3 separate regions of the Mus musculus genome follow, and all the other regions are linked to region 1. Evidence: chromatin loops called from intact Hi-C (ENCODE). Cell type or tissue: heart. All regions are shown on one strand. Links, peaks and the distances in the headings refer to the core of each region. The heading gives the core; the rest is flanking DNA.

What was found. Hi-C counts contacts between places; a loop is a spot of excess contacts. Peaks named below come from ENCODE experiments on the same cell type or tissue, not always from the same donor. Only the 100,000 strongest peaks of a DNase experiment are listed, where the experiment ranks them.
Region 2: it touches region 1 in a loop (4-fold over the local background); 18 of 42 quality-filtered maps call a loop at or near these places.
Region 3: it touches region 1 in a loop (2.6-fold over the local background); 18 of 42 quality-filtered maps call a loop at or near these places.

The regions. Positions count from the first base shown.
Region 1 is chr17:26,239,169-26,246,757 of GRCm38, reverse strand. It overlaps Fam234a (family with sequence similarity 234, member A), which reads left to right and starts at 2,516. Exons shown (of 13, transcript NM_001206335.1): 1 at 2,516-2,752. In heart, for the core only: CTCF peaks have their summits at 2,631, 2,980 and 3,227 (motif pointing left); a DNase peak (open chromatin) is centred at 2,547; H3K4me3 peaks cover 1,689 bases; H3K27ac peaks cover 1,326 bases.
Region 2 is chr17:26,135,386-26,142,974 of GRCm38, reverse strand. Axin1 (axin 1) reads right to left here and starts at 4,289. Exons shown (of 11, transcript NM_009733.2): 1 at 3,934-4,289; 2 at 1-357. The coding sequence starts at 291. Gm46600 (a long non-coding RNA gene) reads left to right here and starts at 4,223. Exons shown (of 3, transcript XR_001782196.2): 1 at 4,223-4,574; 2 at 5,634-5,702; 3 at 6,162-6,190. In heart, for the core only: a CTCF peak has its summit at 4,264; DNase peaks (open chromatin) are centred at 4,324, 5,044 and 5,404; H3K4me3 peaks cover 2,604 bases; H3K27ac peaks cover 2,069 bases.
Region 3 is chr17:26,117,028-26,124,616 of GRCm38, reverse strand. It overlaps Pgap6 (post-glycosylphosphatidylinositol attachment to proteins 6), which reads right to left. Exons shown (of 13, transcript NM_021793.2): 3 at 7,391-7,589; 4 at 7,079-7,206; 5 at 6,610-6,878; 6 at 6,188-6,507; 7 at 5,665-5,755; 8 at 5,461-5,584; 9 at 5,082-5,218; 10 at 4,155-4,333; 11 at 3,932-4,078; 12 at 2,961-3,077; 13 at 1,363-2,679. The coding sequence ends at 2,383. It overlaps Mrpl28 (mitochondrial ribosomal protein L28), which reads right to left and starts at 1,114. Exons shown (of 5, transcript NM_024227.3): 1 at 768-1,114; 2 at 1-61. The coding sequence starts at 1,055. In heart, for the core only: a CTCF peak has its summit at 4,282 (motif pointing left); DNase peaks (open chromatin) are centred at 1,986, 4,162 and 4,352; H3K4me3 peaks cover 64 bases; H3K27me3 peaks cover 1,914 bases.

The DNA.
Region 1 (7,589 bases), core at 1,560-5,559:
CGGACCTTCGGAAGAGCAGTCGGGAGCTCTTACCCACTGAGCCATCTCACTAGCCCTTGTTTTGTTTTTTAAGATTTAACGTATATGAGTACACTGTCACTATACTCGGACACACCAGGAGAGGGCATCAGATCTCATTACAGATGGTTGTGAGCCACCATGTGGTTGCTGGGGATTGAACTCAGGACCTCTAGAAGAACAGTCAGTGCTCTTAACCACTGAGCCATCTCTTCATCCCCCAGTCTTTTTTTTTTTTTTAATGTGTTTGCTTTAGCAAGACATTCTCTCAGCTGGACAGTGGTGGCGCATGCCTTTAATCCCGACACCTGGGAGGCAGAGGCAGGAGGATCTCTGAGTTTGAGGCCAGCCTGGTCTACAGAGTGAGTTCCAGGACACACAGTAATGAGTAATTATCCACAGTAATAAGACTGCACCATCAGCAATAAATAGATTAACAATTTAAAGTGTATTGAGGGTTGGGTCTTATCAGTGACAGTGATAAGAGTGTTTGCCTAACATACACTGGGCCATGGGTTAAGCTCCCATAACCTTCCCCAACCTTCAGATCACTAAGTGTAGTGTTGCAGGCCTATAATCCCACCAAATGATAGAGGCAGGAAAAACAGGAGTTTAAAACTAGCCTTAAATATGTAAAAAAAAATGCAAGGCTGACCTGGGCTAAATAAGAACTCCATCTTAAAGAAGAAGAAGAAGAAGAAGGAGGAGGAGGAGGAGGAGGAGGAGGAGGAGGAGGAGGAGAAGAAGAAGAAGAAGCAGCAGCAGCTAGGGTTGTACCTGAATTGGTAAGGCGCTTATCTACCAACCACAAAGCTCTGAGTTAGATTAACAGCACTATATAAAATCAGTGTAATGGCACACCAAGAGGAAACTTCTAGTTCTTTAGAAAGTTAGCTATGCCAAATGATGGTTTGCTGAGACACACGGATGAAAGGATGTCTTTTTTATTTTTTATTTTTTTCATTTTTCTTGAGACAGGGTTTCTCTGTGTAGCCCTGACTGTCCTGGAACTCACTCTGTAGACCAGGCTGGCCTCAAACTCAGAAATCCGCCTGCCTCTGCCTCCCAAGTGCTGGGATTAAAGGCGTGCGCCACCACTGCCTAGCTGAAAGGATGTCTTGATAAAGCAAACACATAAAAGACTGTTTTCCTGAAGCAGACACAAGTGAAAGGATGCTTGTTGGATATAGCAGACACGTGTAAGGACTCTTGATAAAGGAGTATAAATGTGACCCCACAGACAGTGGGAGAGGAGCACTGAGATTTGGTTTGCTCTGCCTTGCTATTCTTTGCTAAAGACACGCATGTATTTGTTCGCCTTACATAGCATTGTTGAGCTCACCTTGTGGTAACACTGCCATTGAGAGAAATTATCCAAAGAACTGCTTGTGAGGTTCCTATGGCAGCTTGCAGCTTCTGCGGCCTCACATCAGGCTGGTTGGCAAATCTAGAAGTTTCTTCAGGATTTAACTACAGCTGCCTGGTGTCTGCTTGCTGAAAGGACTGGACTGAAGCTGCTGGTTAGTGTCTGGTGTCTGCCCCCCTAGAGGACTGGACTGCAGCTGGTGGTTAGTGTCTGGTGTCTGCCCCCCTAGAGGACTGGTCTGCAGCTGCTGAATTGTACTTGGTGTTTGCTATGGGACTGAACTGCTGCCCAAGAAGATCTAGCTCACCCCTAAAGAATTATTGCTGAACCGGTCCATTTCACCCATATCCTAATAACTTTTCTCTTCCACTGCCTCTGCTGGGTTGTAGGCTAGAGGAGAGGTTGGACCCTTATTAAGAGTAGGTTGCAGCCGGGCATGGTGGCACACGCCTTTAATCTCAGCACTGGAGAGGCAGAGACAGGCAGATTTCTGATTCGAGGCCAGCCTGGTCTACAAAGTGAGCTCCAGGACAACCAGGGCTACACAGAGAAACCCTGTCTCGAAAAACCAAAAAAAAAAAAAAAAAGTAGGTTGCAAAAAATTTATGCCTACTCAGAGAGTAAAAGTCCTTGCCAAGCTATTGTGCAAGCCTGTAACCTAAGTTCGATCCCAAGAACCCACATAAAGGCGAAAGTGAACCAGCTCTACAAAACTGTCCTCTGATCTTCCCTTTCTGTCGTAGTGTGTGTCTCTATGTGCCTGCGTGTGCACTGAGGAAAGAAAATACCGTGGCCAGTAAGTGATCGGAAAGATACGCAGGCTAGAAAAAAGAAGCCTTAGCATGGGCCTTCTGTCTTGTCTCCATTCATGGATTCCTGGGGTTAGTATGGGAACACCAGGCCTAAGCCATCACAGCATTATCATGCCAAAATGCTCCTGCACAAACAGGCTCTCTGCTCGAAAAGGGCAACACTGGACACAGTGGCCGTGTTGCTAAGCAACCGACTCAGTCAACAGAACGGAATCGCTGTGGTACGCCCCTTCCGCTGGCAGGAAGTGACGCACAGTTCAGGTGGGCCGAACTAAGGGGGGGGGTCACAGCCTCTCTGGGGCGGGGCCTACTGCGGGGCGGGCCTCCTGGGTGGGCCCAGTGGGGGCGTGGCACGCTGCCCTCGGGGCCGGGCGGACCGGGGTGCGCCGGGGAGGGGCGCTGCTGTCCGGCGTAGTCTGTACTCCTGTTCAGCCGCTGTCCTCCCGGGAACCTTGGGGATGTGGATCCCGGATTCCAGGGACCGCAGTTGAGCCAGCCTCGCCAGTCCTGTACCACTTGCTGAGGAGCAGGATCTCGCGGACAGGTCCGAGAGCAGGTCAGGATCGGACTAGGTAACTCTTAACGCGCGAGCTGGTTCCGGCCAAAGCCGTCTGCGTTCGATCGCCCGGAGCTAGTGGGGGCCAGGAGCGGGTCCCGCCTCCACTTGCAGCTCACAGCTAAGGTCGGCCCCGCCTGAGCTCCCAGAGTAGCAGTGCACAGGGCCTGGCACCCTCAAGCGTGCTCAACTTGGCCAAACAAATCTCTGCTCCGTCGTGTCTGTTCCCTGGAGGGCGCTGTGGTGACCCGGAGCGACAGGGGTTGACCTACCAGAGGAACTTTGTGCTCCGGTGGACATGTTCCTTAAATCCTAACGCTCTTTGGGCCCCGTGTGTTTAGTATCAGTGAGAATCAGTTCATGTTCTTCAAGTTCAGGCCCAAGGCAGTGAGGTGGGTACGGTCAGGAGTGGTTGGTGATGGGGTTGTCTTCATATTCCACCCTCACAGTTCTAATGTTCTTTTAAGGCCACCACCGCCTCCTGCTGCCTTGAACTGGAAGCAATCTTCCTGCCTCATTACACCGAGCTGTCTGTTTCTTCTCTGTACTGGCGTTTTTTCTTACTCCTTCCATTGCCTCCTTGTATTCCTTATATGTTGCTTTATAACAAACAAGAAGTTTATTGGTTTATCCTAGCAATCTTTATCCTAGGTGTGGTGGTGGATTTCTGTAATCCCAGAAGTTGAGGCTGAGACATATGAATTTGGAGTTTGAGATAAGCCTGGGCTACAATATGCGGTCTTCCCCAAATGCACAAAATAAAACAACCTTTATTAGTCAACACTTTCTGTGGGTAGGGAATCAGTCTACCTGGGTGATGATGGCCCAGTAACTCTCGCCAAGTTGGGGGATCCAAATCCAAGATAGTGGACTCAAAAGACCAGTGGCAGGAGTCCTCATTGTTTTCTGTTGGTATCTGCCTTCCCTCAGAAGAGTTATCTGTAAGGGAAGTGGGGCGATAGGGAGTGATAGAAACCACTGTCATTATGACCCAGTTTGCAAAGTCTAACTCCCCCCTCCACATTCTTTTTGTATTACTAGGTACATAGGAGGTGGGTACAGCAGAGCTTATGAAATGAGTGTGTGCATGCAAGAGTGAGTGTAGGTGTAGTGTGTCAAGGACAGTGACCTGTAGGGGCTCTCCCTCCTCTATATGGGTTCCAGAGAATCCTCTTGTCACAAGTCTTCCAGTGGTGGAATTTTGTGTCACCATCCCAGAACCCTACTAACCGACCTAGCACCCCAGCTCCTCACCTCCCCAGCTCCCCAACTCTCTTTTGGGAATGGAGTTTTTTGAGACAAATTTTGCTTTTATCCCTGGCTGGCCTGGAACTCATGGTATAGACCAGGCTGGCCTCAAACCAGAGGTGAGCCTCTTTGCTCTTTCAAGTACTAGGGTCTCAGATATATGCTACCAAGTCCAGCTTGTGAATGTTATGTTTTTTTTCTAGAATTTATGTGTATAACTCTGTTGCCTGGAAAAGAGAGAGAGAGAAGAGAGAGAATGTGAGTGAGTGAGAGAGAGAGAGAGAGAGTGTGTATGCACACACCATGGGAATGCCTGGTGCCCATGGAGGTTAGAACAGGGTGTTGGATCCTCCAGAACTGGAGTTACAGATGGTTGTGAGCCACCGCGTGAGTGCTGGGGACTGAACCTGTGAACCAGCTTGCCAGCCCCTTGTGATTATATTTTAAAATCCTGCTACTGACCATGCCTGTGGGGGAAGGGTGCCTACTCCCTGTAATTACAGCACAAGTTTCCACATCGCATTCACATGAGCTTTAGCTTTGTGAGAATGACTGGGGCTTTTCCCAGGGAAGGGAAGCATTCAGCACCCCAGCATGACGTTGGACACTTGGAAGAGCAGACTTCCCTGTAGAAAATGGAACTAGGTAGCTGGGTGTGGTGGCACACGTCTTTAATCCCAGCACTCGGGAGGCAGAGGCAGGTGGATTTCTGAGTTCAAGGCCAGCCTGGTCTACAAAGTGAGTTCCAGGACAGCCAGGGCTATACAGAGAAACCCTGTCTCAAAAAGCCAAAAACCAAAAAAAAAAAAAAAAAAAAGAAAGAAAAAGAAAATGGAACTAGGACTGGCGAGATGGCTCACTGACTGCTATTCCAGAGGTCCTGAGTTCAATTCCCAGCAACCACATGGTGTCTCACAACCATCTGTAATGGGATCTGATGCCCTCTTCTGGGGTGTCTGAGGAGAGCAACAGTGTACTTACATATAAATGAAATAAGTAAATCTTTTAAAGAAAGAGAGAGAGAAAGAAAGAAAGAACTAATCTTCCAGAGAAAAGCATGGTAATAGGTGTTGTCATCTAACTGACATCCTGTGTTTACAATTGGCATTTAAAGTCACCTGATCCTGTAAGGTTTTTCTAATGTGTTTATGAACACATGTGCTAGTAAATAGCTCTCCCGAGAGAGGCTGATGACCACATTAAGGACATGTATTCAGTTCGTGCCTCAGTCTATTTTCTGCCAGCTACCACTCACTCTGCTTTGTCCTTGGGGGGCGGGGCATGATGGGGGATGGGGAAGCAAGGACAATTGTGTGCTCTTACGTTTCTGGAACTCTCTGTGGAGAGGACCCAGAGCAGTGTGAGAGGCAACTAAGCCACAATGCTGTAAAGCATCATAGGAAATGTCCCAGTAGATTCTGGGCACATCTGGGCTTTTACAGATACAGTAGGAGCAAGTAGAGGGGGAAGGGCAGATGAAGGGACAGGTGCAGAGCTACAGCACGATGGGACATGGGAAGGATGACACTAGACAGACAGACAGGAACCAAGGATGGAAAGACCTGGTGTTATCCAGGGTGTTGACTTTGTTCCAAAGTGGCGATGAGTCATTTTGGAATGGTAAAAGGAGTAACATGACCAGCAGATATTTTGGAAACATTTAAGAAAGCTCCAGGATTCACTGTGAGAGGTTTTAAAATGTAACGTATGTGGTGTCTGGGAGGCGCCTGCACCGAGGGCTGCTGAGACAGCAGCAGGTAAGTGCGGCCGTCACCAAGCCTGCTGAGCTGACTTTGATCCCTAGATCCCACTAGGAGATTGAGGAGAGCACCAACTCCTGCAAGCTGTGGTGACTTCCACACGTGATCTTTCTATGTCAAGTGTGAGCCCGTACCCTATACACACACATCAAGTAAAATGAAATAAAGAGGCGGAGCCAGATTGACAGGTTAGATGAGATAGAACCTACAGGGCTTATTAAGTGTTCCAAAATTTACCATGGATTTCACTCAAAATTGATCTTCACACCAAGCATATGGACTTGGTGTGATGTGTTTCTAATCTCCTTTGTAAACTCCTTCTTGGAGTTTTAAGTTGTCATGATATAACACACACGGGAAATGCTGAATTCTACCTAATAACCAGAAAATTGATGCTGACAGTTGGTGTGACTCATCTCTGGAGTGCAGTGTACAGTAGAATGTTCAGAGGTTGGGCATGTGGGAGAAGTGTGCTAGCTCCTCACTGGTTATCTGTTGACTTTAGTCTTGGTAGTTAGTTCACAGAGCTGGTGTTCTCTGCTTTTGTGAATGTATAGATATGTACATTATAAAAGTCTTTTTAAAAAATGATAAAGCAGTCAGGCTTGGAGGCTCCAGCCTATAATCTTATCTTTGCGGAGGTAGAGATATGAGTTTGAGGTCAGTCTCAGCTACATAGCAAACTGAAGGCTAGCCTGGGTTATGAGACCCTGTGGAAAAAAAAAACAAAAACCAGGAAACAACAAAAGAAGATAAGCATGGCCGGGCGTGGTGGCACACGCCTTTAATTCCAGAGCTCGGGAGGCAGAGGCAAAAGATAAGTAAATTGAGCCAATGCTTTAAGCAAATGAATGCAAAATTAGTTATAATTTATCTTAATAGTTTCCCTACTAAATACAGGAATGAAAAGGAATAATACCGATTGATGGGGGAATTGCAGGAAATAAGTCTAATCTAGACTTCAGGGAAAAGTTTATTCCTTGGGCTAATCAGTAAGACCTACCTGAGGCTGTTTTTCATCCAAGCATCAGGTCTGTGTGTGCTGGGAAATTTTGTGTTTCAGTCAGGGAACCATGACCTTAAAATTTGTTTCCCTTGGAGAACTGGCTGAGGCTCTGCCCTTGTTTTGAGATTGTGCTTTGTGAAGAGAGTCAATGGTGGTTCCCTGTAAACAACTGAACACTAACTATCTTTGTCTCCTATCTGCTTGGCTCAGCTAGAAAACCGGGTGCTGCCTGGCTGGTTTTTGTGGGTGTCTCTCTCAAGCATCTCCTATTGGAATGCAGTTAGAGTAGAGGGAGCAGTCCTGGAGGTGGCACAGCCACACAGTGTAAAAGACATCCTTTGTTCTTCGTCTGCTGCTTTTGTAACCTTGGTTATCCTGGAACTGAGTTTGAGGCCAGTCTTTATCATTATTATTATTATATGTAAGTACACTGTAGCTGTCTTCAGACACCCCAGAGGAGGGCATCAGATCTCATTATGGATGGTTGTGAGCCACCATGTGGTTGCTGGGATTTGAACTCAGGACCTTTGGAAGAGCAGTCGGGTGTTCTTACCCACTGAGCCATCTCTCCAGCCCCTTGAGGCCAGTCTTGAATTCAGAAATCCACCTGTCCCCAATTTCTGAGATTACAGCCACATCCAGCTTGTTCTTGGTTTTTTGTTTATTTGTTTTGTTAGTTTTATCTTTTGTTTGTTTTTTCAGATAGGGTTTCTCTGTTTAACAGTCCTGGCTATCATGGAACTTGTTTTGTAGACCAGTCTGCCAGTCTGGCCTTGAACACACAGAGATCAGCCTGCCTCTGCCTCTGCTGGGAATCAAGGTG
Region 2 (7,589 bases), core at 1,860-5,859, 100 kb after region 1:
TAAGGAATGCAGTGACTCAGCCCACCTCAAATATGGTGGGGTGGGGGAGGCACTGCCCTCGGGCTCATATCCCAGATCCAGATCTGAACGTCTTGGGGTGGCTGTTGAGGTCTCACTTTTAATGCTGGTACCTTTCCCAGAACAGAAACTGTGGTTGACAGGCCTCGAATCAGTAGATACCAGTTCTCCCTCTTCTCCAGGCACTGGGGGCCGGGGGGCATCTTCGGTGAAACTTGCTCCGAGGTCCAAGGGGAAACCCTGCTCCTGGACATTCATTTTGGGACTCTGCATCAGTGAACAATGAGCGCTGCACCCTAATACCTCAGTACTTACAGCTCCCAAGGGAATCAATCTCTCCTGTTAAAACCATTAAGAGGACAAGGATTAGGAAAGGTGGTCCATGGAAACACCAGAGGTTCTCTTGAGATGTGCAGGGATGCCCTCCCACTCCCACTTGGAGCAGAGACTCAATGCAGACGTCCAGCAGAGACATATTTGGCCACAAATTTTGCTCTATCATTAAGGCAATTTCTGGAACTTTTACAAGAATGCCTCTCACACTAAGTGAAAGCCTGAGTCATGGAGGACATCTCTCCTTCAAGGGACACCTCCAATAATAAGGCCTGAAGACCACCCATCCTGGCTAAAGAAATGTCGCTAGAGAAAAGGAAGGGTGCCTCTGTCTCCACTCACCAGCATCAGTGAGCTGGCCCCTCATACATGAAGACAATCACCTCTCTTGCCCTAGTGACACTCAGAGACAAAGAGGCACTACAGATCCTCAGGTAGACAGGCATATGACAAGTATAACAGTCTCTGTATTTCCTGTCTTTTCTTTTACTTTTCATACCTGGCATGCCTCATGAGCAACCACACAGCAAGATGTCCTTCCAGCTCTCAACAGCTAAGACATCAAGTGATAATAGGCTGGCTACCTTCCACACTTTGGACCAGTGATGGAAGGACACAGTCCACATTCAGAGGCATCTATACATTAACAACACAGACAACCTTAGAGATTCAAAAAGCTGCTGTACTTGGTTGCTAATTTCTCTTTTACAAGGAGATTCCCTTCTCATAGCATATAGTGACTTTGGAAAGACAGAAAAGGTACAGAAAAAAAAAAATCAGTTACAAATACAAGTATGCTTTTTAGATAAAGAAGCATACAGAGAATATGGCTTAGCTCGACCAAGTGAAAACCATACCACCTATACTCTTAAGAAATTAAAAACTATATTTTTTGTTGCTGTGCAGGGTGTGCAAAAGGGACCAAATCTGTTCAGATTTGGATAGGAGCCTCTGCTATGATCTTTGGTCCTTTCTGCTACATCCCACAGGCTCTCCAGCAGTGCCTCTCAACATATCCAAGGAGGAGATAGCAACACAGCCCCAAATGTTCCCAGCTAAAAGTGAGCTAGAGAGAGGCATATGTCAGTCAGATAACTGGAACAAAATAAATCCTAAAAACAAAAGACAGGCATCGTGGTTCCTACCTGTCATCTCAGAGCTCAGAGGCTGAGGCAAGAAGAGAGTCATCCTGAGTCAAGGCTAGCCTGGGCTATAAAATGAGAGACTGTCTCAATAAATAAATAAAGCCAGTATATTGGCACAAATCTATAATCTCATCTCAGCACTTGGAAAAATGAGGGAGAATTCAAGACCTGATCAAGAGTTCAGGGTCAGCCAGACGGTGGGTGGTCCCAACACTCAGGAGGTAAAGGGAGATGGATCTCTCTGAGTTCAAGGCCAACCTGATCTACAGAGCAGCCAGAGTTCCAGAACAGCTAGGACTATAGAAAGAAACCTTGTCTCAAAAATAAAACAAGTAAGAGAATTCAAGGTCATGGGGCTAGGGATGCAGCTCAGATGGTAGAGTGCTGCCTAGCAAGCTTGAGGCCTGGGTTTCATGCCCAGATGCCCAGCACTGCATAAAACTGAGAGTGATGATGCACATCTCTGTATGGAGGTAGAGGCAGAGGATGAGAAAGTCAAGGTTATTCCTGGCTTCATGAGAGTTAGAGGGTATAAGAGACCGTCACAAAACAAAAAACAACCAAAAAGGGAGTGGCTGTCCTTGGTTACCATTCAACAGTGCTGAGCCCTGACTTCCATGAAATCTATCTTTTGCTCATTCTCACAGAATACACACTTTACCTGCTAACAATGCTGATGGCTAGATTACTAATGGCTACAAGGAAAAGGCATGTACAAATAAGAGATGGGTCACAATTATGACATTTCTGCAGCTAATGACTTCTTAGGCAAGCTATAATCTCAGCCTCAGCAGGACCAGCCTGTTTCTTAAGTTCACAGGCCCTATGACTGTGGTTTGCTGCTCACTGACCTCCTATACCTCTCTTTAACCTCAGTCACTTTCTGGTAGTTCTGTCTGCATGTGGTAAGCACATTGGATATCTAAAACATCACACCAGCCCATCGTGTCTACTATGCTCTTATCTAGGATATCATCACAGGAAAAAGGGGCCTGCACTCCTGGCTACCTGTACCTGAACACGAAACATTCCCCAAAATTACTAACACTGAAACAGCCCAATTTCCAATAACCCCTGGGCTCCCACAGAGAACATCTAACACTTAAGGCACACAGAAATACCACACATAAAGCAGCTATGATAATTCAGTAAGAATCTAAAGCCCATTGCACCAAATCCAGCCTCAAATCTGCAACCAAGACTTATAAAGTGACTCTATAAAGGTAATATATAAACCTGATATCATATATAAAATTCCCTTTGACACTGTCAAAACACACAGCCCTGGGTGTATTTGTATATATTGCTTATACTCAAGTATAGCTTCCAAGCTTATGATTTAGGTGGAACGTGGAAGTAATAATATGACTATCATACTAACGAGCCATTGATTAAATTCTTGAAAGGTCAGGACTCTCATTTCATATCTAGTGCAGTCCCCCATCACATAAAGTCGTAACGGTGTTTCTCTGAAAGATGTAGGACAAGTCAATACTGCTGAAAAATCAAACAAAATCTCTGTGCTCCCTATATTTTCTCGGCCCTGAAGTGGGCTCTAAAACTGAAACCAGCTAGTACTGCCTCTCTCAGGTAAAGTCAGACTCCATGTTCTCCAAAACGGACTGTGAGTAAAGGAACGCATTGGAGTAAAGGGGAGGAGTACACAGTTATTGCGAACTCTTTACAAGTTATCTTCAGATGAGCCGAAAAAAATCCTTATGCCCAACTAAAAATGCTCGCTCTGGGCTTTGGTTTTGGGTGAATTTGTTTTGTTTGGGGGGAGCATTATTAAGTAAGGCAATGAACACCAGGACAAGTGGTTATCTGGCAAGCCAAACCACACCAGAGAGTGCCCTCCTTGGATTGTTCTTACTCGTCCCTACTTTACTTTTTCATAGGGACTAGGGGATAGCGCAAAGGAAGACACACACACAGTCTAGCACCAGCAGCTTCTCAGCACCCACTCACCCATATCCTAAATGTGTCCCAGACCCATCAACAGTACACCACACTCGGCAGACACACACCCACCTGTACATCATTCTTAGAATCCTTGCTTTTCCTTAGTCCCTGGTCCTGTTCAAACAGGCCTTGCTTTCCCCATGCCCTACTATCGTCCTGTCCCTGGCACATCGCCCCCCCCACCCCCAAGCCCTTCTCCTCATATATACCTAGCATACCATGCAGTCCCCACGCCTCTACTCATACTGCGGAGCCTGCCACCTCTTCCGCTCAACGTCCCCTTGGATCTCAGGTCTCCCTACGCCGGGCACAACCTCGCACATCAGGGGCCGCGCTCCGGCACGCCTCCCGCCCGCAACCCGCGCGCCCCTCTCTTCCGGGTCCGCGTACGCCGGCCTAGCGCGGCCTACTCCCGCAGCCCCGGGCAGCAGGCCTCCGCGCCACAGGAGCGCGCCCGTCGGCTCCCACTACTCACCAGCGCGCGGCGGCTGTGGAGGCGCGGCCCGGGGCCTGGCTCCCGGCCCGGCGAGGCCCATGCGCTCAGCGGCGGCTCAGCGGGCGGGCCACGGCGGGGGCGCGGCCCTGGGGGGCCCCCATCGCGGCGGCGGCGGCGGCTCGGCGACCCGTGGCCCGGAGGCGGCGCAAGGCAGGCCGCAGAGCGCCGCCAAAACCGGCTGCTCACTCTCACCAGCCCTCTCTGGAACCAGGCTCCAGCCCGACCCCAGCAGGCTCCTGCGGCGGCGGCCGCAAGCGCTTCCCTGAGCCGGGAGCCTGAGCCCAGAGCCCTGAAGCCCAGGCCTGAGCGCCCCCGCCGGCGCCGCCCGGAAGTGCGGGGGCGGGGCCGTGGTGTGGGGCGGGACTGCTGCGGAGGCTGGGTCTCGTTGTAGAGGCAGAACCACGGTGTGGGGCGGAGCTTCTAACACGGGGCGGGTGGGAGTCCGAGGACAAGAAGAGTAAGGGGCAGAGTCTTGAGCGAAAGGCGGGACTGCGGCGTACTCAGGAGCCAAGCACTGTCTTGCGGTGGTGAAGGCGGGGCGTGAACTAGGAGTGCCGCTGAAAAGAAACGTAGCCGCGGAGGATGCCCAATGGGGCAACGACTACTGCTCGTCCCGAAAGGTGCCATGGGAAACAGCCCTGAGCGCGCTCAACAACCACAGCCATCACTGAACCCTAGGCCAGTACACTGAAGGCAGACCACTCATATCTGATCGCAGATGCTATTGAGAGAGTAGAGTTTCTGGGTAGCTGGTCGCCCTCCACACAAATACACACATAACACTTATAATGTCTGCAAGGCATCTCTTGCTAAGTCTGCAAGCGCAAAGAGTCAACTCCATTTTGCCCCACCACAGGAACATAGATGCACAACTCTCTACTTGGCAGGTCTCAACCCTCGGTCAGCCACATCCCAAGGAGAAATATGTGAACACAAGTAATTACTGCACTTAAGAATGTCATCTACCAGTCAAATCAGCCCCTGACACCTCTCAGGTAGTCCATTTTGCAGACAAAAAGTTGTGACCTAGGCTTAGTACGCACCCACCCAGACCTCACCTTGGCCAGAGGACTCCTGGTACCCATACCACCCTATACTGGCTGCATCTGCACTTGCCATCTACATGCTTTTATACTGCTGCTGCCAGTGCCACTGCCATGTTTTGTTCTGGACATTGTTCTCCCTCATTGCCTTGTCCCTTCTTCATGGCTCACAGGCAAAAGCAGTAGTACTGGCTTCAGACTCTAAACCCACAGCTGACTGGGGTGATCCTAACCCTGCCACCTGTCCCTTAAGAGGACTTAGCACAGTACCGAGGACCAGGATTGCTATGTATAGAGAAGGAACCACTTGAACTATAGCTACTAGGGTGACCAAGCCTGACAAATTCCCCTCCTAGACTCATCACTGAGCCTCAGGTCTGGGGCTGGGGTATAGATAGTGCCCCCCCCCTCAAATGCCAGGACAAGTTTCATGTTCACTTCTGTCCATCTAATGCAGCCTCAGGTCCTCCGGCCTCTGGGCACTGGAGACTCTCTAGCAGCCCCTGACCCAGACCATTCAGCCTCATACCATTAGAAGAAACAATCACGACCACTGAGTGAGCAGTAGATAGCCTTGGCCTTGGGCATCCTCCCCACTCCCAAACCCGGACCCCAATGCTTGCCTTGATTCTGTAGAGCTGCTGCTGCGGCCAGGCCAGGCTCTCGGGATCAAGTCCACGTCCATCCTCCTGCTGGCCCACGGTGGTAGGTATCCCCAAGCCCTGGGACCAGAGTAGGGCCCTCGGGCCTCCAGCTCCTCGGGACCCCTGCCCTGCAGGGACAGGAAGGGAATCAGGAAGCCTGGAGGAAATGCAACGGCCTGCTAAGGAGTGCTGGGGGGGGGGGGTGTGGTGGGGGAGAAATTATAAATAGGGGTAAAAGGATTAAATTATGAAGACCTTGAGGGAGTTTCTGCAATGAGAGGGTAAAGGACAGCACTTGAGAGCCTTGAAATGCCTTTGCTCCTCCCAGAATTGCCATTAGCAGCTTTAACTAAATTTTCATGGCATTTGCTCATGTTTCTTGCCAGGAATCAAGAGTTTTAAAAACCCAAACTCATGAGCAGAAATTCTTTTCCTCAATGTAGACATAGAAATATACTTTTGCAAAAAAGGTTTATTTTTATTTTACGTATGTATGTGAGTACACTCTCACTCTCTTCAGACACACCAGAAGAAGGCGTCAGATCTCATCAGAGATGGTTGTGAGCCACCATGCAGTTGCTGGGAAACGAACTTGGAACCTCTGGAAGAGCAGTCAGTGCTCTTAACCACGGAGCCATCTCTCCACCTTGACATAGGAATACTTTTAAATAAAGTGTCTTTTAATAATGATACAAAGAAGCCGGGCGTGGTGGTGCACACCATTAATCCCAACACTCGGGAGGCAGAGGCAGGCAGATTTCTGAGTTCGAGGCCAGCCTGGTCTACAGAGTGAGTTCCAGGACAGCCAGGGCTACACAGAGAAACCCTGTCTCGGAAAAAAAAAAAAAAAAAAGATATAAAGAGCTCCGGGTGTGGTGGCACACGCCTTTAATCCCAGCACTTGGGAGGCAGAGGCAGGCGGATCTCTGAGTTTGAGGCCAGCCTGGTCCAGCCTGGTCCAGCCTGGTCCAGCCTGGTCTACAGAGTGAGTTCCAGGACAGCCAGGGCTATGCAGAAACCCTGTCTCAAAAAACAAAAACAAAAACAAAACAGAAAAAGATGATATAAAGAGTGGGTGGGCTGGAGAGCAGGGCGGGGGGGGGGGTGCATATAGGGGACTTTCAGAGAGGAAACTAGAAAAGGGGATAGCATTTGAAAAGTAAATGAAGAAAATTTCTAATGAAAAAAAATTTTTTAAATGATACAAAGAGGGGCTGGCAAGATGGCTCAGTGGGTAAGAGCACTGACTGCTCTTCTGAAGGTCCTAAATTCAAATCCCAGCTACCATATGGTGGCTCACAACCACCTGTGATGAGATCTGACCCTCTTCTGGTGTGTCTGAAGTCAGCTACAGTATACTTACATATAATAATAAATAAATCTTTAGAAAAAAATGATACAAAGAAAGTCACCTGGCACCACCTGGTATGCACACTACAGAGGGTCTGGCCTAGTGATACACTGCAGGAAAATGCATGGCAGAGGGCCAGCTACAGAATGGCCACTGTCCATGCCACAACTCAGGAAGAGAAGGACCATTGTGATCTTCAATTCTAGGGCAAGAGGGGCTTCAGGCTCTGCTGGTTTCTGTCTGTCCCTTGCCCCCTCTACCCAGTGCAGAAGTCGGGGGATGCAACTGAATCCCTGGTAGAGAAGACATGTGGTCTTATATGTTTTATTTGCCATTATAGAATACAGCAGCCATCTGGACCCAATGTGACCCAGAATGCTCAAAGGACTCAGGTGGCCCAATTCCCTCGCTGTCAGCCAGCTATCTCCCTGCCATAACCAATCCCTGGCTTACGTCTCACCCCCATGAATCTTCTTTTTCCATCGTTTCTGACACTGGGTTCAGGGGTTGAGGGGTGGGAGTGGGGTGGCCAGGGCCTCTCTGCCTACGAGGACAAGGAGTTGGAGACACAGCAGTGAGAAAACCCGTAATGGTACT
Region 3 (7,589 bases), core at 1,860-5,859, 120 kb after region 1:
CACTGTAAAGCTCCCGAGTGAACAGCTGTGGCTTCCACACCTTCTTCACCCTCTTGGAGAGCTAAGGGTGCAAGAGAAACCTCCCGTTTTCCTATAGACCAAGTGGGCCCCAAAGCACCCTTCTGGAACCTGGGCTACTGTGAGCCAGGCCCTCTCCCTTCCTCAGACGCTCCTCAGGACCACTGATGCAGGTCAGGGCCCCTGAGCTGGCTCTGGACACCCACCCACCTAGATGTCTGCTTCACTCAGGCTAGCCCTAATGCTACTGGTATATGTTCCAGATTCTCACACAGCTGAAACCCAGTAGCCACAGGCAAGTGAATGACACCCTGGAAGGCCTGAAACATACTCTCTCCTCCCACAGGGCTTGCCTAGGAGCAGAGTATCACCAGAAGAGATAGACTCCAGGCAGTCATCTCGGTCTTTTTGATTTTTATGTACTAGGAGCAAAGTTATTCCGTCCTAAAAATGAGGGAAATGCGCATAGAAACTAGCAGGTGACAAGCAGATTTCACTTCTCCCTCCTCTTCGGCACAAGCTTCGAATCTATCCTTCCTCCTTCCTTTTCTCCACCACTGTCCCCACTCTGTCCTTACTTTTGATACTATCTGATCCAGGACCACCCCACTTCAGGACTAGACTTTGCTATCGGAGTTAGCTTGCTCCGTAAACAAAACGCTTGTGTTAGTCTGGTTGACCGTTTGTGGCGCCCAGAGCAGCGCCTGCTCAGCAAAGCATGCAGAACAGCCGAGATGGTCCGCACCCACCTTGTCGTTGTTGGCGTATCTGTAGCCTAAAATCAAGCCCTCTCCACCCCACAGTCCCTGCTGGGACTCTGGAGGGTAGTGAACTGGAATGGGTACGTCCTCAACGCGCTCGCGCTGCCCATTCTTGGGGTTGATCTTGAACTTGGTCCCGTGAGGTTTGTAGTGTACCGGGGTCGGCGTCCGTTCTTCTTCCAGTGAGCGCAAGAAGTGGGCGGGCAAGCGCGCACAGATGCCCTGCCGCAGCCGCAGCTTCTGCCACAGGTGCACAGGATACCTGTGCAGCGGCATCGCGCGACCCTCTACTTCTAGGAGAGCGCGCCCGCGCCTCCCGGAACCGGAATAGCGTCACCGAACGTGCGCCTTCGCTCGCTGCCAATTGGCAGCAACGCCCGTCCATCTAAACTAATCCCTTTCCCTCCGCCTCCTTTAGGGACCATGAAAAATTATCTACTGCGAATGGGTTCAAGGCACCGTCTGCCAAGTGCAGCCCAGGAGTTCCCCAGCAGCTTTGGCAAGCCTGTTGGGAAAGGCTACCCTGAGCTCAACCTCCCTTTCCCTCCAGGGACGCAAGGAAAAAAAAAAAAAAGACCACTCATTTGATTTGAAAAATTATTGTAGAATATTAAATTCACCAATTACATAAAAATATGCCTTCATATCTTAGAACAGTAACATTTTACCACCTGCCCCCCACCCCCAACAGAATATACACATTTCCCCTTTCAGGGGCTAAAGTGTGCTTTGGTGCCAAATAAAGGATGTTAGTAGCTTGGGAAGGAGCCCAGAAGCCCACACCTGCAATCCCAGTACTCAGAGCAGATGAGCCTCACAGTGGGAACCAAATGGCCTGGGCACACAGCACTACCAGCTCAGTGACCCCAGGAGACCAGAAAGATTGGGCTGGGGATCCAGAACCCACTCCTTAATCCTCAGTTGATCCAGTAGGGGTCAGCCTCATCCAAGTGTCTAGGGCCAGCACAGGAGAATGCTCACCAGACTGGGGCCTTGGACCCCTTAAGAGAGAAGGGAACACTAGCGAGCATTGTGTGCCTTCTGGAGCCAGACCTCATACAGCTGAGCAGCCTGCTACCTCAGGCTCTCCCGAAGGCCTCCTGCTCCAACAGACAATGAGGGAGGGACAGCACACAGCACTCCAGGTCTTAATCAGCTCTCTGATGACCCTGGACTCTACCATAGCAACTGCAGCAGGAGGGTATCCCCATGCCAAGGCAGGATGGCATTAAGGGTACAGGATGTCAGAGACAGTGAGTGACCTCTGTGCACTCAGACTTCCTTGCTTGTGGGTCTCATATCACGGCTTTCCAAAGGAAGGGGACCACAGGAATCCCTTATCTGTATCCCCATCCATAACAGCGTGATCAGCCCACACGTGGCACCTGTGGGCTCCAGGTGGAAACAGCTGTGACCTTCAGAGGAATTGGCAGCAGCCATAAAGATTTTTTGGGGTGGAGGGGGTCTTCTCTGGAGAAAGAAGCCAAGCGTCTCAGGACAATTTTATTCAGATGGAAACCTGGTTGGGGCTAGACAAGCACCTCTCTCGCTTGTCCTAGCTGAAGAGGTCATTAGAGTTTCAGGTGTCCATGAACCAGCCTTATCAGGTCACTGTGTACAACTCATCCCGATCATTCCTGCAGATCTGGTAGTGACAAGGGAACTTCTGCAAACAGGCCCAGGACCCAGCTTTTTCCTCTCGTGGTGGCAGAAGAAATGCTGCACTACCAGCCAGTAGGATGTGCCAAATGCTGTGGGTGTAGTAGTAATTGTCACTGGTCATCATTGAAGTATACATGGCGATGCCAACGGAAGCCATGGAGATGCCAGGCAGGAGGTAGAAGACCCAGCGCTGCCAGGAGGTTGGGTAGCACTGTCCCCGGTGCCCACAGCGGTATATCTAGAGTGGATAGCCACATGGGAGTTGGTTGGTTGGTGCAGACCCAGAGCCAAGAGGTATGGGGTCTATCTAGATCTGGGCAGGAGAAGTGCATATGGCCTCATGCCTAGTGGTTATCGGCACAAGACCTAAGGCACATAGCCAGACTGGGGCTCTATGGGTAGCTGCTACCGACTCTAAACAGATGTGGAGTTTTGGAGCCCTCCCAGCATAACTGGAATTAAGGGCCTGGCTCTCTTCTCCATGAGTCTGAACAGGAGACTATATGCCCTGTTCCTTACCCACATGGAGGCCATGATCACAAAAGCAAAGACGCAAGGTCCCATCAAGTTCCAGATGCCCCTGCGATCCATCTGCAAGGACATGGCGATGACGAGTGTGCCGAGGACAAGTAGTACCTAGGAGAGACACAGTGGTTTGTGAGGCCATAGAAGCCTTTGGCTGGAATCACCTGTGATAGCACGAGACACAATAGGCAGGCGCTGGGGTCAGGGGCGCTGATTACCCAGGTCAGCTTCCCAACATCCTGGCTCCTCTCCTCTGTCGGCTCCTCTTAAGACTCTGCCCCGTTCCTGCTCAGCCCCTGGGAGGGAAGTACCCTTCCTCTAGTCCCTTTACTGTGTCCAAAGGACCTTTGGAGGACTAGGTGATGATGTCCACTCCTAATGGGCAGTCTTGTACACACTTGCATGACCGTGCATACCAAGCCTTCCAGGATCTACAAGCAGGGTGGCCTTAGATGCAACCTGGGAGGGGACCCATGCCTAAGTTTCTATCTGCCCACTGCCTGAAAGTTCATGCCCTCCACACTCAGCCTGCTGGATCTCCAAATTCCAGAACTTTCTCCTCCCACTCTTTGAGATGATATGGGTGCCCCTGATGGGCAGTACCCAGGCTATAGAGGACACAGCTCACAAGCACCGAAGAGTCACCTCTATTGTCCAGATGCTGCATAAAATCCCCAAGTGCCCTTAGACAAGGAACCCAGGAACATGGCTCCAGCTTCTCAGGGAGGCCTGCCCTGACTCCTCTTTGAGATTAGGGTCCCGGTCCCCATCTTCTTTCCTGGCGTCCTGACGGCTACACCTTTCCCTCACAGCTTCCTACAACGTCCTCCAGTAGTGGATGACGAGTTCTCTTGTGAGATCCGATACCCAGTCCTATCTGGTCTATCCCTCTCTGCCACGTCATGTACTGTATGTGAGGGCCCCTGCTTCCCTGGAGCCCAGGCTTGGCATCAGAGGCCACTCACCTGTTTCAGGATTGTCTTCAGACGGGCCATGCAAAGAATGGTCACCCAGGTGGACGCCCCAGAGCCCAGAAAGTCGCAATACTGTAGCGTGTCATAACTGAGGATGCACAACACTGCCTCCCCGGGTTGGTCACAGGCGTGGTAGAACTATGAGGTGAAGCGATGAGCAAGCAGACCTGACCTCCCCACCCAGAGTTCCCGAGAGGGTTAGGGCCAAGCCTACCGTGGAGAAGAACATGGTGTAAAAGTAGACAGAGGCCTCGACCAGGAAGGAACGGTGCAGGGATATAGCAATGGGGGCCAGGAACATGAGGTTGCTGAGCGTGAGCAGAAGCGCTGCTGCCCTCTGCTGGGCTACGGTCTGCGCTGTGCTGTTGTCGGTGCAGCTCCACCCACGCCAACCTGGGGGCCACGCAATACCTAGGCATGAGCTTCTGAACTTTAGGGCCCTTCCTCGCCCAGAGGATGCTGTGTAGACAAGCCTGAGGGAATCCACGGGCATAGGAGGAGGAAATCGGCACTAATAGATACTGGTATATGCAAGAGTGGGCAGGCACGGGCAAGTGGGGACAAAAGTGGAAGATGCATGTAGGCACGGGAGGGTCTGGACGAGCACGTGTATCCATAGCAGGCATGGTCAGGAGTGGAGAAGGAGGGATAAGCATAGTTGGTACAGGGAAACAGGTATGGACGGGTGTGTGTAGACACAGGTAGGCGTGGCCAAGTGTGTTCTGCTGTGAGCAGGCACATGGAGAAGGCTGTGTGAACCAGTACGTGTAGGTAAGGGCGGACAGGTGTGATAAGTTGGTAGGGACAGATGTAGAGATATGTGGACACGTAGGAGCCAGTGTGGCATGCATGGACAGACGTAGAGACTGTCGAGGAAAAGTGTGAATCAATATGTAGTCACAACAAAACGTGAGCAGTAGGACACAGCTCAGACAGGAGTGGGTAAGGCAGACAACTGTAGGCACTGAGTGGGTAAGGGCAGGCAGGATGCAAGCAATGCCACAGTCAGGAGGCAGCACCCCAACCCCCCCACAAATCAGTGTCCCTTACACCTAGACTGGGGGTCCCAAGTTAGCAGGGGAGCGTGAGAAGGAGTGGGAGGGAGTGTCACCCCTGCTTGGCCTGGCAAGCTCATCCTCACCTGCCTTGCAGCTGCAGCCTGCGTACACATAGCCGTATCTACGGAGCAGGAGACACTGGCCGTAGGGCCCACAGTCATTCAAACAGGGCACCAGATACAAGATGGTCTCCACGCGAACCACAGCCTGTTCACAATCCCTACAAAGAAGTGGCCTGAGAAGGCTGGTTGTAGCGCTCCTGTTGGTGGCTCTACCACTAGGACTCCCAGGCCTAGAGCCAAGCCCTCCAGGCTCCAATGGCTGGGATTCCCATTTCCCCTGCTTGTGCTGCTGTGGGATGGGGGGCAGGTGGAAAAGGAGAACCCCTCCAAACTCATAGATGCTTCCCACTCTCCACTGCTACCAGCCCATGTCATGTTGCCCAGGCCCAGATTCACATACTCAGGACTCTCAGGGCACACAAGCTGCAGGGAGAGGTACCAGTTGTCTGTCTCCGGGAAGGGCATGATGAGGTTGGCCATGTGAGATGAGGCTCTCAGAAACATGGGGTAGCCCTGGAAAAAGGCTGCATGGGGTGGGAGGGCCTGTCAGAGGTGGCTAGAGGGGCCAGTCAGTCTCTCCACCAAAACTGCCTGCCCAGAATACCTGTGGTGCAGTTGAGTGAAGTGTTGAAGCTGAGGAAAGGGGAGGCAGCATTCACACAAGCTGCTACCAAGGTGCCATTTGTGACCTCTGTCTGGAAGGGGAAGTAGGGTAGGTTAGCCATTGTCACCCCTCAAAGACATCTAAGGAGCAGTTTGCCTCCCCACCTTGTACTTTAGCTCGGTCATGCTGGGTCCTTTTTTTGAGGGGAGGGAGGCCGCCTGCTAGCCCAAAGTTCATCATGGTCCAAATTTTCTTCAGCTGAATTATCTTCAGCTGTCTCCTGTTCTGGCCATTTCCCTGTCCATTTGCACAGATATAATTATAACTTCTACCAGGGACAGGGCTTCGGGTAGGGGAAGTCTTTTATCTTGGAGGAATCCCCTTCTGGCCCATGCTATTGATAGCATGCTATCACCTACCAGGTCCCTTCACCCCAGTCTCAGAGCTGAAGTCACCCTGTACCCTGAGCCAAGCCCAGGCTACCAGCAGCTGTAGACTGCTTCAGTGGGCTTCCAGAGGATACCTTGTTAGTCCTCAGGACGATGATGAAGGAGCCTCCGCTGTCCATGCCTGTATCAAGGCGGAGCTGCATTACAGAAGGCATGCTTGAATGCACTAGCACGAAGGCCCCATTCAGGGGCTGGAAGTGTACAGACACCACATCTGTGTCCTCCCTCAGGACTGGATAGTTCAGGAGACAGAAGGGGCCACTGTCCACCCTGCTACTCCTGCCCAGGTCCCGGTGGACAGCGCTTTGGGACAGCTGGATTGCAGAGGTATCATAAGTCTGGTTTGGGTTGTTTTGTATAAGATGATGGATGGTCACACTCCATGGCCTACATACTGTCAAAAAGACAAGGGGCTCAACCGGAAGAAAGCCCAGAGCTCTGGGGGAGGTAGACAGAGCCCGTCCACCCCGCCCCACTCCCCTCCCATGGAGCCCACCTGTAAAGACAGCTTTAGCAGTAAAGCCCACTGTCACATGAGGTTCAGCCAGGCTCTCAAATGTCACTTGTAACCACCGGCCCCAGGGTGGAGAGGACAGTAGCAAATGGCAGGATGGAGCGAGGCCAGTGCAAGTCAGCACCCTCTGGAAGTTTCTAGGCAGGGTGGTTGCCCCCACTGTGACACGTACTGGGCAGCCGGGGCTCACACTGGACACACAGCCCTGCAGTTCCAACCGAAGCTCCTGGGTGTATTCAGGGACAAAGATCCTGTGGCAAGGTGGTGACTCAGACTTGCTAGCTCGCACTGGGCACTTATTTCTCCTAACATGCTTACAGGGAGATATCTGACTTCTCTTCCCAGCGCGTCTCTACGCTTTCTCACCTGCAAGATGAGATGGTGGTACCACCCACCCTAAACCCAAAGGTTTGCAGCTACAGGACAGACTTGGCCTCCCTGATCCACTCACTTGAGGTAGCTGGGGTAGGAGAGCAGCGTCTGTGGGAGGGGAACATCAGGCTCTAGGGTGGAGACTTCAACCACCCTCATTACCAGCATATCAGGCTGGAAGATGTAGGCACAGGTTGGAACAAAGCCCTGAGGGGAGAATAAGGCAGGAAGTGATAGGGGTTAGAGAAGGTAGGACATAGGCCAAAGGAGAAGACGGAGTTGAATCTAGAGTCGGGTAGCTGAGAGTAAGGTCTGCCCAGACATTGACAAGAGGCTGGGTCCTCCATGCATCAAGCGGTTCAGCCTCCATCCCCGGAGGTCAGCCCCTCACCTTCACCTGGATCTTCTGGGAGGAGGGAGGGAGGTGAGCAACCAGGAACCAGTCCCCAGGGGCAGGGTGGGAGATGTTGACTGAGGTGTTGTCCAGCATCAAGGTGCTCAACAATGCCCTGATATGGAAGGAGGCGTGGCTCAAGGTGTTGTCAGGGAAGCTGGTGCCCAGAGGGTTGATGACAGGAGGGGCGCCATAG